Linked DNA regions of Homo sapiens: all the other regions are linked to region 3. The links are chromatin contacts, found by Hi-C or POLR2A ChIA-PET in ENCODE. All regions are on one chromosome and are shown on one strand. Each heading gives the region's core, a stretch centred on a gene start or an enhancer-like site at or near the end of the contact. The rest is flanking DNA. Distances are from core to core; before and after follow the strand shown.

Evidence for each region. A loop is a pair of places that touch in the nucleus more often than their neighbours do. ChIA-PET counts read pairs that join two places held with the same protein, here RNA polymerase II (POLR2A). Pooled maps may share reads with other maps.
Region 1: a pooled map shows a loop between it and region 3 (2.4-fold over the local background). The contact joins the enhancer-like site here to the promoter of DNAH6 in region 3. A Hi-C loop is called at or near these places in 4 of 50 pooled maps. POLR2A ChIA-PET finds 5 or more read pairs at or near these places in 2 of 52 experiments (WTC11 and naive thymus-derived CD8-positive, alpha-beta T cell).
Region 2: a pooled map shows a loop between it and region 3 (2.0-fold over the local background). The contact joins the enhancer-like site here to the promoter of DNAH6 in region 3. A Hi-C loop is called at or near these places in 7 of 50 pooled maps.

What each region holds. Positions count from the first base shown.
Region 1 is chr2:84,944,969-84,948,919 of GRCh38, reverse strand. No RefSeq gene overlaps it. Among named protein-coding and RNA genes, the nearest start is that of KCMF1, 24 kb to the left of the region's middle. RefSeq lists an enhancer at 2,337-2,506 and a silencer at 2,677-2,826. Within about 2 kb of position 2,604, at least 20 of the 41 ENCODE cell types and tissues checked have a DNase peak (open chromatin) inside an H3K27ac peak, as active enhancers do.
Region 2 is chr2:84,831,130-84,835,270 of GRCh38, reverse strand. TRABD2A (TraB domain containing 2A) reads left to right here. Exons shown (of 7, transcript NM_001277053.2): 5 at 3,126-3,216. Among named protein-coding and RNA genes, the nearest start is that of TRABD2A, 48 kb to the left of the region's middle. Within about 2 kb of position 2,235, at least 8 of the 41 ENCODE cell types and tissues checked have a DNase peak (open chromatin) inside an H3K27ac peak, as active enhancers do.
Region 3 is chr2:84,515,188-84,519,417 of GRCh38, reverse strand. DNAH6 (dynein axonemal heavy chain 6) reads right to left here and starts at 2,920. Exons shown (of 77, transcript NM_001370.2): 1 at 2,835-2,920; 2 at 1,367-1,599. The coding sequence starts at 1,591.

The DNA.
Region 1 (3,951 bases), core at 1,355-3,854, 430 kb before region 3:
TGTACTGACAAAGATATCCATCAAGTTGTTTTTTTGTTTTGTTTTGTTGAGATGGAGTCTCGCTCTTGTTGCCCAGGCTGGAGTGCAATGGCGTGATCTCAGCTCACTGCAACCTCCGCCTCCCAGGTTCAAGTGATTTTCCAGACAGCCTCCTGAGTAGCTGGGATTACAGGCGTGCGCCACTACACCCAGCTAATTTTTGTATTTTTAGTAGAGATGGGGTTTCACTATATGTTGGCCAGGCTGGTCTCTAACTCCTAACCTCAAGTGATCCGCCCACCTCGGCCTCCCAAAGTGCTGGGATTACAGGTGTGAGCCATCACACCTGACCCCATCAGGTGTTTTTTTTCTTTTTGTTTTTGTTTTGTTTTTTTTTTTTTTTAAAAAGAATATAAGGCCAGGTGTGGTGGCTCACGCCTGTAATCCCAGCACTTTGGGAGGCTGAAGCGGGCGGATCACTTGAGGTCAGGGGTTCAAGACCAGCCTGACCAACATGGTGAAAACCTGTCTCTACTAAAAAATACCAAAAAATTAGCCAGCCGTGGTGGTGCGCTTCTGTAATCCCAGCTACTCGAGAGGCTGAGGCAGGAGAATCGCTTGAACCTGGGAGGCGGAGGTTGCAGTGAGCCGAGATCGTGCCACTTCACTTCAGCCTGGGTGACAGAGCGAGACTCTGCCTCAAAAAACAAAACAAAACAAAACCAACCAAACAAAAAATATATATATAGCTGGGCATGGTGGCTCACGCCTGTAACCCTAACACTTTGGGAGGCTGAGGTGGGTGGATCACCTGAGGTCAGGAGTTCAAGACCAGCCTGACCAACATGGTGAAACCCCGTCTCTACTAAAAATACAAAATTAGCTTGGTGTGGTGGTACATGCCTGTAATCCCAGCTACTCGAGAGGCCGAGGCAGGAGAATCGCTTGAACCCAGGAGGTGGAGGTTGCAGTGAGCCGAGATCAGGCAATGGCCTGATCTCCAGCCTGGGTGACAGAGCAAGACTCTGTCTCAAAAAAAAAAAAAAAAAGAAAGAAAAAAAAGAATAAGAATGTATAGGCTGAGCATGGTGGCTCACGCCTATAACCCCGGTACTTTGTGAGGCCAAGGTGAGAGGATCGCATGAGCCCAGGAGTTTGTGACCAGCCTGGGCAACATAGTGAGACCTTGTCTCTACTAATATCAAAAACAAAAAACAACAAAAACAAAACAAAAAGTATATATATATATATGCATGTACATTTTTTGGAGGGGGAGGAGAAGGGGTCAAAGTTACACACACAGACACTTGTGTTTCTATAGGCTGACAGGACACAGGAGTCACACCAATTTGGGACCCATAGGCACTTTTTCTTACGTTATTGTTTGAATGTTGTACAATGAGAGAGCTTGGTTTTTGAAATAATTAAATGTAATTGAATTGAGATTTGTTTTGTTTCGTTTTTTTGAGACAGGGTCTCACTCTGTTGCCCAGGCTGGAGTGCAGTGGTGAGATCATGGCTCACCGTAGGTTCCACCTCCTGGGCTCAAACAGTCCTCCTGCCTCAGCCTCCCGAGTAGCTGGGACTAAAGGTGCATGCCACCACGTCTGGCTAATTTTTTGATTTTTATTTTTTTGTAGAGATGGGGTCCTACTATGTTGCCCAGGCTGGTCTCAAACTCCTGGAGAATTGGGCTTAACCAGTCCTCCTGCCTTGGACTCCCAAAGAGCTAGGATTACAGGCGTGAGCCATCACGCCTGACTGGGATTTGTTTTTAAAGTTCCAAAGAGCTTTACTAGTCTTAATCGTAATGTACATAAACTTGTATTCTATGTAAAATATAACAACTTCACAATCATAATAACCATACAGCCATCATTAGCACAGCGCCTCTAACCCACAGCCTCTTACGATTATAAATGGGAGTTCAGATAGATCCATGGACGCAGGGGAGGTTTGGTTGAGGAGCCAGGTCAGAGTCTTGGTTGGAAACACATGCAACTGTATCTGGAACCAGGGTCTGAGGCGAGCTGGGGACAGAGGGACCTCACTTCCAGCCTTCTCTATCAGCAACCCTCTAACATAGAGCTATTTCCAGGTCTAAAGGGTCTCAGAAATGTTCCAACAGCTTCTAGCTTCCTGGGCATTAGCTGCATTTTCACCTACCGGTAGCCCTAGTTCCTCATTTGCCAAAGGCCCACTGCAGGCCGGGCCCTGGTGCCAGCAGAGGAGGTCTGCACCCTCACAGCTGTAGCAGGAGGGAGACGTGCAGAGAGGTGAAGCTCACGGCCCTGGAATACGTGCACCACGGAGGTGAGTGCAAGTGGGTGGGGACTTTGTGGAACAAGTCACATCTGAGTCACTCTGAAGTATGAATAGGAGTCCACCTCATCAACCAAGGCAGGGCAGGAAATTCCAGGCAGACAGTAGTGCAGGGATGAAGGTCCAGAGACGGAAATACTTTTGAAGGCACCATATGAAGTTTATGAACAGAGGTGGAGCTGAGACACCACAGATCAGAAAGGGGAACCAGCAGAGGGTAGCAAGCAGGGGAGACAGGAAGTCAAATTTGAGCTTTAGGGAGATTTTTCTGATGGTAGGGGAGGAGAATGTGTGGGTAGAGCAGTTACTGGCCTCTTGTCCGTATAAGAAGTAATGTGGGCCTGGACTTGGAGCAGAAGTGATTCAGACCTTGCTCGCCTCGCCTCTGAGCCATATTCAAAGCTGCCCTACCAGCCTGCTGTGTCCTCTCCCCTCCCCTCCCCTCCCCTCCTCCCTCCCCTCCCTTCCCCTCTCACCTCCCCTCTCCCCTCCTCTCCCCTCCCCTCTCCCCTCCCCTCCCCTCGTATACTGTTGGTGTGCCAGCTCTCCTTTAGTCTTCAAACTTAAAGCTTGGGTGTCACCCACATCAAGAAAAGTCTATTGACTGGGTGTGGTGGCTCATGCCTGTAATCCCAGCTACTCAGGAGGCTGAGGCCGGGGGATCCCTTGAGCCCAGGAGTTCAAGGTTGCAGTGAACTATGATCACACCACTGCACTCCAGCCTGGGTGACGGAGCAAGACCCTGTCTCAAACAAAGCAAAACAAAAAACCCCAAAAAACTCCACTGATGTCCCCACCCCATCCCCCACCATTCCCGAGCTTGGTCAGGGACCCCTGCCCTGGACTCTATGATGCTCTGTGCATTTCTTTTCTTTTCTTTTCTTTTTTTTTTTTTTTTTTTTGAGACAGAGTCTCACTGTGTCATCCAAGCTGGAGTGCAGTAGTGCGATCTCGGCTTGCTGCAATCTCTGCCTCCCAGGTTCAAGTGATTCTCCTGCTTTAGCCTCCTGAGTAGCCAGGATTACAGGCATGTGCCACCACGCCCAGCTAATTTTGTATTTTTAGTAGAGACAGGGTTTCACCATGTTGGTCAGGCTGGTCTCGAACCCCTGACCTCATGATCCGCCCACCTCGGCCTCCCAAAGTGATGGGATTACAGGCATGAGCCACCACGCCCAGCAGCTCTATGCATTTCTGAGTGTGAATCCCATTGCTTTATGATTGTGTTCTGGTTTTTGTTTTACCACTAGATTGTGATTTTCCTACCAGGTCTCATTCATTCTTCTGACTCCAATGCCTATCACAAAGCCTGGCACAGAGAAGATAAGAGCAAATATTTGTGATTGAATGAGTAAATGATGAATGAAAAGTGAAGACGGGAGATGAGAGAGGTATTTGGAGGTGGAATCAGGGTAACTTGGCAAGTGATTGGCAGGGATAGTGCAGAGGGTGGGTGGTGAGAGGGTGGCATCGAAGATGACTCCAGGTTTTCTGGTTTGGGAGTAGGGGAGCTCTGAACTGTTTTTATTCACAATACTTCTGCCACCAAATGTGTGAGTTTTTTCTTATACTGACCAGTTATTCAACTCTCCAGATACCAATTGGGTATCCAACAAATCAATTCCATTCTGACATTATCTACCTAGAATT
Region 2 (4,141 bases), core at 986-3,485, 320 kb before region 3:
TCTAGGTCCCAGAGGCTTCAGTTTCCTCTAGTGACCTCTAGTTTTTCCTCTAGTATTTTTTGTCTTGTGCTTTCTTAAGAACCTTCTTAAATAGAGTCTGAGTCTTGCTGCACTTTCACATATAATCCACTGTTATTTTACTGGAGTCCTATTGTTGTGGTGCTAAAGTGAAGATACCATTTCATACTCACTAGGCTATAATAAAAAAGATGGAGAGTAAAAAGTTTTGGTGAAGACATGGAGAAATTGGCACCCTCATACATTGCTACTGGGAATTTAAAATGGTGTAGCCATTTTGGAAAACTGTTTAGCAGTTTTTAAAAATTAAACATGGGGCTACCATTTGATTCAGCATTTCAACTTCCAGATATATGCCTAGGAGAATTGAAAACATATGTCCACACGAAAATTTGTACACAGATGTTCATGGCAGCATTATTTATAATAGCCAAAAAGTGGAACCAATCCAACTATCCATCAACTGACATGGATAAATAAAAGGTGATATATACACACAAATGGAATACTATTTGGCCATAAAAAGGAAAGAGGTACTGATATATGGTACTACATGGATGAACTTTGAAAACATTATGCTAAGTGAAAACAGCCAGTCACAAAATCATATGATTATATTTATATGAAATGTCCAGAACAGGCAAATCTATAGAGACAGAAAGTATTCATAGATTAGTGGTTGCCAGGGGCTGGGGTCAAAACGATGAAAATGTTTTAAAATTAGATAGTGGTCATGATTGCATGATTTTCTGAATATACAGAAAAAATCACCGACTGGCATACGTTAAAAGGATGAATTTTATGTTATGTGAATTATATTCAAATATTAATAAAACTGTTATAGAAATATAAGGGGTTTGGCTCCCACATTATGCTCATTGAAAAGTTCTGCCACAAACAAACTGCAGTTTGTGCCCTCAGCAATGCCCGTGAGTATGTGGTAGTTTTCTTCTTCTGTAAGTCCTGTGTTTCATGTCTGGATTGGGCACCGTGTGCACATTTGTACTGTCTCAACAAATGGCTTCTTGGAACAAAGCTGTTAGCCTGGGCCTCACTCTTGAGGCACCGTAACAGTGGTGCAGACCCCAGATGAGAAAGTTAGGAAACAGAGCCAGTGGTGGTGTCCCAATGCACCACCCCGGGTCTGTGTGGATGGAAGGTGCCCAGGTGCTGGAGTGTGGGCTTCTGCTTTCCACCCCTGCCAGACTTAGGTGAGCTCCCAAAAACTTCCCGTATGTCCCGTGGCAGGGGTAATGGGGCGCTGGGGAGAGGGGAAAGGTCGACTGGGTTCTGGGCTGGTGGGAGGCTGGGGCACAGCTTGGTCTGAGCAGTTCGGTGGGTGGGCCCTCGTGGTGGGGGTTCTGCCAGGCAGGTGGAACAGGCAACACCAACACCTGAGCTTGCCCAGTACTCAGGGCTTGATTTGTCATACTGATGCAGGGCTAGATTGGGGCTGACAGCCCCTGGGCACTCCTGATGCCCGAAGTGCCCAGGGGCTGTGAGCCCCCATCTAGCACTGGCTCCTTCTAAGGCAAAGTTATATTCCTGTAGCTGCTTTCTCTCTGTGCCTTCTGAAGGCTAAGTTGAACAGAGGAAACTACAGAAATTGCTCCGAAACACATTACCGTGTGCTTTTAAAACTTAAAAGCTGTGTGGTTAGCAAACTTTTAATTGCAAAATGAGGATAACTGAAAATGGAAAGTACTGGAGTTTTAAAATCAAGCAGCGACTTTTGTCATGGGGATCTGGATATAAAATGCGAAGATTAGAAATGGAAATCACCTTTGCAGTAGAAGAAAAATTGAAGTCAGAAGTGCTAAGTGGAAACTATAATCACTTGTTCTAAATTGCCAGTTCCTTATTTGCAAATGAATAACCTAGGATCAGTGGTGAAAGACATGACTTTTTTTCTTATTTAGGTGTCGATCTTAAATCAGCTCATGCTGATTTTTGGCTCCTGTTTGCCAGGGTTACTTCTCCAGTGGCCTCCTCTCCTACCCCACATTTCTAGGTTACAGCTATCGCCCCTGCACTGGCAGCTGTCTAGGCTGGTCTAGGCTGTGGGGAGGAGAGGGGAGGATGGGAGGGAATGGTTTTGCCAAACTTCCCTTTCTGAGCCCCTGCTGACCCATGAACACCCCCTTTGATGCATGAGGGTGAAAATGAAAGCAGGAACCATGGGCCTTCTGCTTCCTTCTCGGGGCCTATTTGCTGTACTGCCGCAGGCTCCCAGGGTTCCCTGGTTGTGACTCCTGAGACTACAGTGGGTTTGTCCTATGCAGAAACCTCCAAGAATGACAGATCTTAGATTAGGTTGCCTTTACTTTTTCTAGAAAGTGGTGATTGGGAAGTAGCCATTCCTTCCGTCCCACCAGCCTCCCTGTTTTTTCAGAGAGCACAATTGCATTCCATCCTGTAGTTGGGAATTCCCCCCCCTCCTTTTTTTTTTAATTGAGACAGAGTCTTGCTCTGTCACCCAGGCTGGAATGCAGTGGCATGATCTCGGCTCACTGCAACCTCTGCCTCCCGGGTTCAAGTGATTCTCCTGCCTCAGCCTCTCAAGTAGCTGGGATTACAGGTGCCTGCCACCATGCCCGGCTAATTTTTGTATTTTTAGTAGAGATGGGGTTTAACCATGTTGGCCAGGTGGGTCTTGAACTCCTGACTTCAGGTGATCCACCCGCCTCGGCCTCCCAAAGTGCTGGGATTACAGGTGTGAGCCACTGTGCTCAGCTTGAATTCTTGTATTTTCTCCAGACCAGTGTCCTCACCTTTCAGGATCCTGCTCACATATCACCTCTTCTGGGAGGTCTTACCAGGTTGCAGTTTGATGTCCAGGCTATCCCCTTAGCTTTGTGACTTCAGGTAACTTGCTGCATTGTTCTGATCTTCAGTGTCATTGTCTCTGAAATGCTACTGATGCTGCCCTGCCTGCCTTGCAGGACTGTTGGCAGGCCTGATTCCAGAAGCTCTCTAGAACTGTACTGTGCTGGACAGATAGGCAGGGGGCTTGGCAGGGTAATTTCTTGGTTCTAGGGTGTGTGTTTGGGGAGTATGTTTGGTGGTCCTGAGAGCTGCAGCATTTCAGGTTGTTTTTCTCACTGCAGGTCATTTCATGGGCAACAACACAGTGCTGGATGTTTTGCGGCGTGAAGGCTATGAGGTAGAACACGCCCCTGCTGGACGACCCATCCACAAGTAACCGTCCTGTGCTTCTATCTTGGCTGGGGAGCTGAGACCCTCATGGGGCTGCCTGGGCACCAGGGTGGGCTGCTATCTTGAGGAGCTCCAGAGAACCCCTGCCTCGTCATTTCCCCCACACTTGACCTTACATGGACATTTGGCACCAGCTCAGCTGGCTCTGTGTGGCTGGGGCTGTGTCAGACGTGGTTGGCAGGATGGACACTTTGGGCTGCAGGGGCCACACTGGCGTTTTCCTCAGTGGTGTTTGGCAAGCGGGGGAAGGTGAAGGGAAGGTTGCCCAGGGGTTGAGGGGTAGGGGAAAGGAGGAGTAATTAGGCTTAATGCCCAGTGTCCTTTGCCCTAGGTGTTTTGGAAGTTTTCGGGAGGCAAAATCGGGCCATGACAGTGGTAAACAGGCCAGAGGGGTTAGGGGTGCAGGGAGTGCATGTCTCACCCTTCTCAGGGGCAGGAGAAAGCACCTTTTCTCTGAGCTGTTTCCTCCTCCCTAGGTTTATTTCTCTCTCTTTTTTTTTTTTGGCCAAACTGCCCTCTGCCCTTTCAGACCTTTCTGTAAAGAACTCAGGAGGCCCAGCCCCCAGCCCTCAGCAATGCTGTCCACCCACTGGCCTCCCAACTGGTCGTCCATCCTGGTGGGCCCCAGGTGTCCTTCCCCTTCCCCTGTAGTAGTCTGTTTGGGCTGTCATAACAACAACCACAGACTGAGTGATTTAATCAACAGAAATGCATTTCTCACAGTTCTGGAGGCTGAAAGTCCCAGATCAAGGTGTCAACGGGACTGGTTTCTCTTGGGACCTCTTTGTTTGGCTTGTAGATGGCCGCCTTCTCTTCCTGCCGGCACATGGCATTTTTTTTTTCTGTAAGCGAGCATCCCTGGCCTCTCTTCTACTAAGGACACTAGTCCTATTGGACTAGGGCCCTC
Region 3 (4,230 bases), core at 1,671-4,170:
TTGTTATTTTTTAATATTGTATGAATTATTTTATTCATGTATTATTTATACTGTGCAAGTTATGTTAGTATATAACATACTGCCTCAAACTTAGTAACTTAAAAACTAACATTTATTTTGCTAAAAATTCTGTAATTTAGGCAGAGCTCAGTGGGGACAGCATCAATGCCTCAGCTGGTGCCCAGTGGAGTAGAGGCAAGCTGTCCCCACTGAGCTCTGCCTAAATTGCAGATATCTGTCAGTTGATACAGGCTGTTGGCTGAGACTTGTTCAGATAAAATCTCCTCAGAGAGACCTTTCTAGTCACCCAATCTAAAGCAGTCTCTTCTGAGTCTCTACCATAGTCCATGTGCTCTTTTCTTTTCTTTTTTTAGAGATAGGATCTCACTCTGTCACCCAGGCTGGAGTGCAGTGGTATAAGCACAGCTTACTGCAGCCTCTACCTCCTGGGCTCAATGACCCTCTCCCTTTGCCTCCCAAAGTGCTAAGATTACAGGCATGAGCCCATGCGTTTGGCTTATTTTTTAAATAGTTACTATCACTAGGTGAAATTGTTCAGTCTGCTTATTTAGAATTACTAGAATGTCAACAGGAATCTTGTCTGCTTTGTTCATTTTTGTTCATTTATATTTGTTTATTTTGTTCATTTATATTTGTTCATTTGCTTTGTTCATTCCTCAGAGCATGGCTCAAACCCTGGCACAGAGTACGCACATAACAAACTTTTAATATACATGAGTAGATGGCATTGGTGACAAATTAAACAACTTTAATCATCAACGGTTAGTGATACACTTTTGTCAAGTGAAGGCAAATACGTCAGAGAGAAATAGATGTAGCTAACGTCTAATGGTGGAGAGGACAACTTTTACTTTTTAATTTTTTCGCTTTCACTGCTCTTTACATGCGTTTATAATTATCCAAGGGCATAAATGGTTTCTAAAAATTAAGTATTTTCAACATGCACACAATTTTTTAAATACAAAGGCATGTACTTTGAAAATAATAAAACTATATAACTAAATATAACATTTGCTAAACTTCTCAGTGTTAAATGGTACCCTAATATCTAAAAGTGCCTAATAGCATACATAGTTAAGTATCTGTATTGTACATAATCCTAGAGAGGACTTATCTGCCTGAAAACTTTGTTCACCACTGTATCCTTCAACTTAAACAGTGCCTAGAACTTAATATTTGTTTAATAAATATTTACCGTATTTACAACTACATAAGCAGTTATTATCTTTTAGCTTTTCATTCCTTCTTTGTCAGTTCAGAGTCTGGACATGACTTCTATCCTCCAAAGCAATTTTACAACTTCCTCTGTGGCTACAGAGGCTAAAACAATGGTTTTTGAACTTACCAAAGGCTCTAGTTTTATAGGCTGCTGTCGTTTTCTTGTCTTCTCCTGAGCTTTTGTAATGTGCCTAAACGTTAGGATTTGTGTATCAGATTCATTTTCTGTGGATGTCACATAACTCACTCTTTGTTTGGCTTTTATATTATTCAGTCTTGAAAGTGCAGAATTTTCGGCATACTCTTCAATATTTGTCAGGTCAAATTCACTATCTGTGGCCCGAAAAGTCATCCTTACTCCTGAAAAGAATAGGTGAGGAAAAAGAAAATGAAAAGTAGATCAAAAGGATTGGGGAAGGAGGCTACTGGAGAGGGACTTAAGGACTAGGAAGAGTTGAATTCGCTCACTTCCCTCAAATAAAACCCATCAAAGTTACCCCAGTCTTCCCGAACTGAGGACTTGAACCAAAGGAATAAAAAATTAGAAACTGTGCCTAGGCTTCAAGAACCCCTGTAGCTAGGGTGGAACCCAGGAATTTGCATTTCTTGCAAGTTCTTGGCGGATGCTGCTGCTGCTGCTCATCTGGAGACCACACTGGTCTAGATTTGGAAGGACAAAAGGAAATGTAATTAGTATTGAGATCAATGTTTCTCATCTCCTGCGGAACTTGTTCAAAATGCAGCTAATTCTAGTACACGCAGTCTGAAAAATACAGTATAGGTACTCAAGAAGAAACAAAGGGAAAAAAAAGAATTGAGGGCTAATTTCTTACACAGTGCTTCTGGAGCTTTAACGTGCAGGACAATCACTTGCAGAGCTTGTTAAAATGAAGGTTCTGATTCATACACTTTGAGTAGCAAGGTCCTAAAACACTAGAAATATGAGCCTTTTGTAATGGTCTTGCACTCTGCACCACCACGCACACTTTCACCCCATTAGATGAGTGGAGATACTTCGAAACACCTTCCAAAATAGGGTTAGCACAAGAGGTCTTGAATCAGGTGTCGGCAGACCTAGGTTTTATATAGATCAGTGCTGGCCAATAGAAATATGAGAGCTTTGTATGCAATTTTAATTTTCAAGCAATAGCATTTTTAAAAAAGAAATAGGTGAGATTAATTTTAATAATATGTTTTATTTACCATATACAAAACATAATCATTTGAACACACAGTATAAAAATTATAGTGATATCTTATGTTGTCTTTTGGTACCACGCCTTCAAAATCCAGTGTGCTTTTTACATATGAGCACATTGCAATTCAGACTAGCCACACGAGGTCTAAAGATTACCGTATTTAACAGCGCAGGTCCAGATTTGACCACTCAGCGTGAGATCTTGGACAAGTCTTTTGATATCGCTATTGCTCACTTTCCACCCCTCTAAAATGATGGGCGGATAGCAGACAATCACTGAAATGCCTTTCCATTGATTTTCTCTGCCTCTTTGAGCCTTTATGTTCTCCGAAAGTCAGACTTTGTTTCTGGCCCAGAAATCGGAGCCCAGGCCCGAGGGTCGGTTCCCAGGACTCACCAAGTCAAAATACAGCAACCACCGCCGAGGGTCTCCAGAGAGAGCAATGCCTGGTCGGGAGTAGAAAGTACTCGGTAGCGCGGAATGTTTCCTGTTGCTGCGTAGCAACCAGCTGGCCTCTACGGAAGCACTGCGCCACTGAGTAACACGTCGCCAGGCAACGCCTCAACCAGCCACAGCTTTCGGTCCAGGAGCGCGCCAGGCAATCGAGCCAATTAGTGTCTCCGAAACATTTCCTACTTCGCTGATTGTTGGAGAAGCCGCACAGCCTGGTTCCTCCTCTGCGCTGGGAATTGAGTACTGTGCCAGGAGGTGTAGGCAGAGCAGCCAAAGGAGGTGGTTAATTCTGTTTGCTTCGTTGCTTATCGACCACTCACACCCATCTCAACCTCTTACAGGAATTTCTTTTCTGTTTTCCTTCAAGAGGCGTAAGACTGACTTGACGTTCACTTTAATAGAAATTTATCCGAAAGAGTCGAGAATTTCAGGAGAGGAATGTGGGTTGTGTAGACAAATGAGGTCCCACTCTCCAAGGAAGCAACCACTCTGCATCCCTGCCCTACCCGCCAACCTCCTCCCGAGTGTCTTAAGGCTCAAGAAATGTGGCCTCCTCTTCCCTTAAACTCCACTGTGGCCTTCCAACTAATGTCCTTTTCCACTTGGAAGGTAACCTAGGTGTCAGGCATAGGATGAGCCCGTATTACTTGGTTCCCGTGCCCCTTCTACCAAAGCAGACCCTGGATCTTATTCTGGCGTTTAATCTCACTTAAGTTCCCAAGTGACTGTTGCTAATTTTGTATGGAGCGACCCCATCGAAGGCCAGGGCCTGTTGCTTACTCGGGATGCCTTATCCCAGTTACTGATCAGGGGAAGAAATCCTTTCACCTGTCTTGATGAATCCTTACACCACATGGAGGAGCTCTGGTTTTCAACCTTGTCTCCAAAATGACATAATCATCATTTTCTTTTGCTCTTTTCGGTTGCTCTTTGTTACCTTGATATTTGTTTCTTGCTCTATGTGAAGTTCTTTACATTATTGTACTCACAGCCTGCATCTTCTCAATCTTAACATATTCAGTTATGTATTTGATATGGTAGTATGATTCTCTAAATCACAGATAGAGCTAAAATGGAGATTACAGGTCACATAGTCCAACTCCCCTATTTGATTTGTAAGGGAACTGAAGCCCAGAGAAAGCAAGTGCTTTACTCCAGGTCAGGCAGCTAGTTGTGCCACAGACAAAACTAGAATGCAGATCTCCCAATCCCTAATGAGAAACTGGAAACAGCAAGAGAGTAAAGTCAGTTTAGAAAAAATTTTAAAAATTCTGAAAAACTTCAAATGTAGACAAAATAAAGATTAATTCCCCAGAGATGAAAAATACACACAAAACTA